Regions from separate parts of the Homo sapiens genome. Here region 1 is linked to region 2. The links are chromatin loops, found by intact Hi-C in ENCODE. Cell type or tissue: heart left ventricle. All regions are shown on one strand. Each heading gives the region's core, and the rest is flanking DNA. Links, peaks and the distances in the headings are about the cores only. Region 1 has its middle 360 kb from the start of LINC02630. Region 2 has its middle 590 kb from the start of LINC02630.

Evidence for each region. A loop is a pair of places that touch in the nucleus more often than their neighbours do. Peaks named below come from ENCODE experiments on the same cell type or tissue, not always from the same donor. Only the 100,000 strongest peaks of a DNase experiment are listed, where the experiment ranks them.
Region 1: a loop joins it to region 2, with 2.3 times the contacts of the local background. A loop is called at or near these places in 2 of 110 quality-filtered maps.

What each region holds. Positions count from the first base shown.
Region 1 is chr10:36,252,806-36,255,731 of GRCh38, forward strand. No RefSeq gene overlaps it. Among named protein-coding and RNA genes, the nearest start is that of LINC02630, 360 kb to the left of the region's middle. In heart left ventricle, for the core only: no CTCF peak of the experiment used is centred there; a DNase peak (open chromatin) is centred at 1,626.
Region 2 is chr10:36,488,011-36,490,936 of GRCh38, forward strand. No RefSeq gene overlaps it. Among named protein-coding and RNA genes, the nearest start is that of LINC02630, 590 kb to the left of the region's middle. In heart left ventricle, for the core only: no CTCF peak of the experiment used is centred there; a DNase peak (open chromatin) is centred at 1,831; H3K27ac peaks cover 1,675 bases.

The sequences.
Region 1 (2,926 bases), core at 311-2,810, 240 kb before region 2:
AATGTCACCTACTGTTTTGGCTTTATTTTCAATCTGTATATTGAAGACTCCCAAGTCTTTATCACCAGCCTGAATACTCTTGGGACCCATATATTAAATATCCTCTGGACTATCTTCCCTAGGATGTCTTTCAGGCATTGAAAACTGAAGAAGTCTGAAATGAAACTCATCTTCCTTCTGAAGCTGTTTTACTCTCAGCTTTCCCTAGCTCTGTTAATAGACCCTGAATAGGGTCTAGACCCTGGAGTATTCCTTCATTCTTACTTTCCTTTATCAGCCCGTTTTCTTCACTCCCTTTCCAAATACCCAATAAGGATCTATGTTCAGCTGGTTCTATTTTACAAACCCTTGTCCAATCAATCTGTTTCTCTACATTCCCTCTGCTACCACCCTCATCAGGCTACCCCTAACTCTTATGAAATGATTTTGATGACCTCCTAACTTATGCTTCTGCCCATAGTGTTCTCCTCCCATCTGGTCTCCAAAACCCTTTACAGAGATTAAAAAAAGAGTCATTTCACATCATTGCATAAAAAAATTTTCTATAACTCCCCAATATCTTTAGGATAAAGTGCTTCTCCTTCCTGACACTACTTCCCCATGAGATATAACCAAGTTGAACCTTATGCCTTCTCTCATTTACATAGTTTATTGTGCATCTATTCTCTGTGCCTGGACCACACTCTTCTCCACCATCCAATCACAGCTGAAATGACGCCTCCTTAGAGAGACATTTGCTGGTTTCTATAAAAATGTTAGGTCTCCCTGAACTTTCTCCGTCATGATCATTCAACATTTTACTATACATACTTGCTTAATGCCTTTATACTTTTTTTAAGAGTACGTTTTGTGATACTGAGGACAGTTTTGGTCTTGTCAACCACTATATTTCCAGTGCTTACTTAGTGCAGTGCCTCACACATAGTGTACACTCAATAAATGATGATTTAAATTTATGATTGAAGAACGATTAATTACATGTGTTGGTAGACATAAGATAGGCAAAAAATAAGACAGGAACACTAGGTTGTTTTCTTAAAAACGTGGATGGAGTCATGTTGATTCACCGATTTTAGTTTTTCTGTGATTCATGCTATGCATTTCTGAGATGTCAGGTTGATGGAGTAGTTGTTTTGTCTCTGACCTTGGAGCAGAATGGGACAGTAGTTTCACTGGTGCTAAAACCCATGACCTTATCCTTATTAGCACATCTCTGTAAGGAGACTAGTGTTAACATGAAGCTATCAATTTTTAACAACTGTAACTTATGTAAAATTTGGTAAACTATATGCAGGAAACCATTCCCATATGGGGGGTTAACAAATGATTTTTGATGAGTACTATTATTATTGCCCAATTTTAATAAACTGCAGGGAAAGTTTCAAGAGTCCCTGATATAACAACTATTTTACTAAGTTAATGTTTTTTCTTCTCTACTCTATGGTGCCTGCCAAAAGTGTGAGTAAAAAATCTGGATTACGAGGCATTTATTGGGTAAACAGCATTTCATTTTTACACAAACGTTGACATTAATTAAGTCTTCCAACATCTGGGATGTAGGTAAGTGTTCTGCTAATTTTGCAGAGGAGGAAATGAAATCACAGCGGACTGGCAGCTTGCCAAGGTCACTGAACAAGTTAGTGTCAGGACTGGGAGTACTACTCAGGAATTTTTGGCTGTGAATCTTCTTTTCAACAAAAGTAACTCATAAGGAAAAAGCATATTGGGAATATATTCCTGTTTTTATGGTTCCTATCAAACCTGGAAGGCCCAGTAATCTTGTGAGAATTTCTTTTTTCAATCTCAATTTTATGAGTGAGTGTACCCTAGTAAGAATCACATATCCATTTACAATGTCATTCACTCATGTGGATCAGAATTTTGAAAAATCTGTTTACTATCCATTGCTTTTTTCTCTTCATCTTATCTCTTTTTTTCTTTAAGAATTTCAGTCCACGAAGCCTAACCCTTTAAAAAATTATTGTGATTATAAAATGAAAGGCATCCTAGCCTAACCAAATAAATGTCACACTTTGTATTTTTAAACACAATTTTATAATATGTGCTGGTTTGTTATATTGTGTAAATCAAAAATATAAGAAAATGCTTACCCATTTTTGAAAGATAAATGCACCACAATTTCTTAAAAATGTATAGTGCAAGACCTAGGCAATGATTCTAGGATAGGTAGAATGATTAGGAGCCTAGACTCTGGTGCTAGGAAGCCTGTTTCAGTTCCACTTCTGCCACTGATATGCCAAGTGACCCCAGGAAAATCTTTTAACCTTTTGGTGCTTCAGTATTCTCATCTGTAAAATAGGAATAATAGCAGCGTTCACCTCATGGGTTATTGCAAGGATTTAGTGAGTTTGTCCATATATGACTTAGAAAGGTGCCTGGCACACAGTTACGGGACACAATTATCAGTTACTAAAATTATTTGAGGTATAATTGTCATACAGATTGAGCATCCCTAATAAAGAAAAATCTGAAACCCAAAATGCTCCAAAATCTGACACTTCTTGAGCACCAACATGACTCCACAGGTGGAACCCTCCGCAGCTGACATCATGTGATAGGTCACGGTCAAAACTGTTTTATGCACAAATTTATTTAAAATATTGTATAAAATTTCCTTCATGCTATCTGTGTAAACTGCATATGAAACATAACTGAATTTTGTGTTTAGATTTGGGTCCCATCCCCAAGATATCTCATTATTCATAGTCATGCACCATATAATGAAGTTTCAGTCAATGATGGACTGCTTATTCGATAGTGGCCCCATAAGATTATAATACCATATTTTCACTGTACTGTTTCTATTTCTAGATACATTTAAATACACAAGTACTTACCATTGTGCTCCAGTTGCCTATAGTATTCAGTATACTCGCATGCTGCACAGGTTTGTAGCCTAAGATGA
Region 2 (2,926 bases), core at 332-2,831:
AGTCTTGCTCTCAATTTTTTCTTGGCAGGGCAAAGAGAATGAGGCCTTCCTTATCAAATGTGTGTGAGTGCTGCTTGCTGCCTGGTGGAGGATACTGAACATAGAAATGTCATAACTGAAGATTCCCGAGGGTGGCATTGGTATATAAACGGCAGTGGAGAAACTCTGCTTTTGGTGAAGCTACCAAATCTGTGTGTGTATATCTAGCAAAAATATACCACATTAAAGGATATCAAATTTACCATTTTAAGCATATAGTACAGTAGCATTAAGTACATTTGCACTATAATCCAACCATCACCGCCATTCATCTTCAGAATTTTTTTCTTCCCAAACTGAAGCTCTGTACACATTAAACAATAACTCCCTATTTCCCCTTCCCTCCAGAGGGCTGTACATTTGGAAAACTGTTATGATTCAGTTTTCCAACCTCCATTCTACTTTTTGTCTCTAGAAATATGATTATGCTAGGCATAATACTTCCCATAAACGGACTCATACAACCTATTTCCTTTTGTGTTTGGCTTGTGTCACTTAGCATGTTGTTTTCAAGGTTCTTTCATGTAGCATGTTTCAGAATTCCTCCTCTTTTAAGGCTGAATAATATTTCAATATGCCTATTTACCATATATTGTTTATCCGTGCATCTATCAATGAGTATTTGGATTGTTTTGGGTATTATTAAGTAATGCTGCTATTAACATGGGTATACAGATATCTGCCCAAGTCTCTGCTTTCAATTCTTTGAGGCACGTGCTCAGCAGTGGCATTTCCAAGTCACGTGATAATTCTATATTTAGTGTTTTGAGGGATAGCCTTACTGTTTTCCACAGCAGCTGCACCATTTTACACTCCACCACCTATGTAGAGGATTCACATTTCTCCAATCTGCACCAATATTTATTTTCTGTTTTTTCGTTTGTTTGGTTGTTAGTTTTTTAATCACAGCCATGCTAATGGGTGTGAAGCGGTATCTCATTGTCATTCTGACTTGCATTTCCCTAAGACCAATTTGTTTCCGAACCAGGACAATTTTCAGCTCCCACCCTACCACTACTTTCCCCACTCCTGCACCCTCATTTCCTTGCTTTTTTTTTTTTTTTTTTTTTTGAGATGGATTCTCACTCTGTCGCCAAGGCTGGAGTCCAGTGGTGCGATTTCAACTCACTGCAACCTCCACCTCCTGGGTTCAAGCAATTCTTCTGTCTCCAAGCAATTCTCCTGTCTCAGGCTCCAGAGTAGCTAGGATTACAGGCGCACATCACCATGACTGTCTAATTTTTGTATTTTTAGTAGAGACAGGGTTTCACCATATGCCAGGCTGGTCTGTAACTCCTGACCCACCCGCCTCGGCCTCCCAAAGTGCTGAGATTATAGGCGTGAGCCACCGCGCCTGGCCTTCCTTCCTCTTTTAAATAAGTGGTAGCTGAAAGAGTCTAGACTCTTGAGTACATTTCCCGACTAGTCTCTGACTTTTTCACAAGAAAGTCATTGTATGGCCACTCAAAGAAAACATTTTGATTATTCATATAATTTCACAGTGCCTGTGATAGCTCTGCTCAGCCCCTTTTTCTGAGGTGTGACATGCCATCTGTCAAAGTGAGAACAGGAACCCTCCTTTCCTTCAAGCTGTTGTCCTGCACACAGAACAAGTGAAAGATACTGGAAAACCCTCTGTTGGATTCTAAAGTTCTTTTGACCTTAGCTTGAAAATAAAAAAGAATCAGGAAATATTTTCTTGCTGGGTTGGAGCCAATGACTCTTGGCCAGAAATAACTGTGTAGAGTTCCTCTCGGCTGGACCCATGAGGCCAGGCCTTCAGGGGAGGTCCTGGAGTAGGGGAGCATGGTGAGACCAGCGCCTCTCATCTGAGTGCATCCACTTGGAGGAGATCTAGGGGAGGCTAGCTCCTTGAACTGAATCCTGTTTAGAGGAGGGGACCCAACTTGGGGAGAATTTTCTCTCCAAGCCCAGTGGGCAAGGCCTAGGAGCCGTAGCCTTCCTATCAGTTTATCCGAAAACCCTGATAGAAGTCAGCACATTTTTAAAAACACTTAAGTCCATTGTTTCCTTTTTGAGGGAGAAAAAAGTGCTAAAGAATGTTAAGCTCTTCTAGCAGCACTCTTACTCATAGCCAGATTGAATTTCTTTTTCCTTCATGGATTCCCTGAGGCATCATTATAATGAAAAAGTAGGCATCAGAAAAACACTTACCGGGTTGTGTCTGGAGAAAAAGTCACTTTTGGGACAACCCGTGTAAAAAATCTCTACACATTTTATTCTAATTACAGGTCTGCAAACCATTCTCATCTCCAGTGGATATTAGTGAACTACTGCCCCCTTGAAGGTCATGACCTTGGGCAACAGTAAGGGTTTGCCATCAAAAACAAGACTAAAATAACACTGATGGCTGCTTTCAGGAGGTCTGAGATGAGAGCTAGAGTTCTCCTCCCTAGGGCCCCTACATGGATTTACTCATGAGTTTACACACTTGAACTTCTCTGCCGTTTATCCTTAGGTATTGCCAGCTTCTCCCTTTTTGGCCTAGTCATTCTTTGTGTTTCTCATTCATTCCAGACTGCTCCCTTTTTTCTTTCTTCCTGTCTCAGTCAGCACAGGAGATAAAGGTTAACAGCGTTTTGAGTGTGACCTGTGAGGGAAATTGCTATTGTTTAATTCCAGTTTCTTGCCATGGAGTTATTTACTTATCTTTCTATTAAATCCTCATAGCATGTTACTCCTTTTTCTTATGTTTTCACACAATGCCCTTTATTTCAACTGATTACTTGTTTTGATTTTCCTTAGCCTATCTTATTTTTGCATTTCCTAAGAGTCTTCCTGTGGCAGCACATTTCATAACCACTATTTGATTTGTAAATTTATCTTTGTGGACCATCTTCCACTCCCAGATGATTACATGAACAAG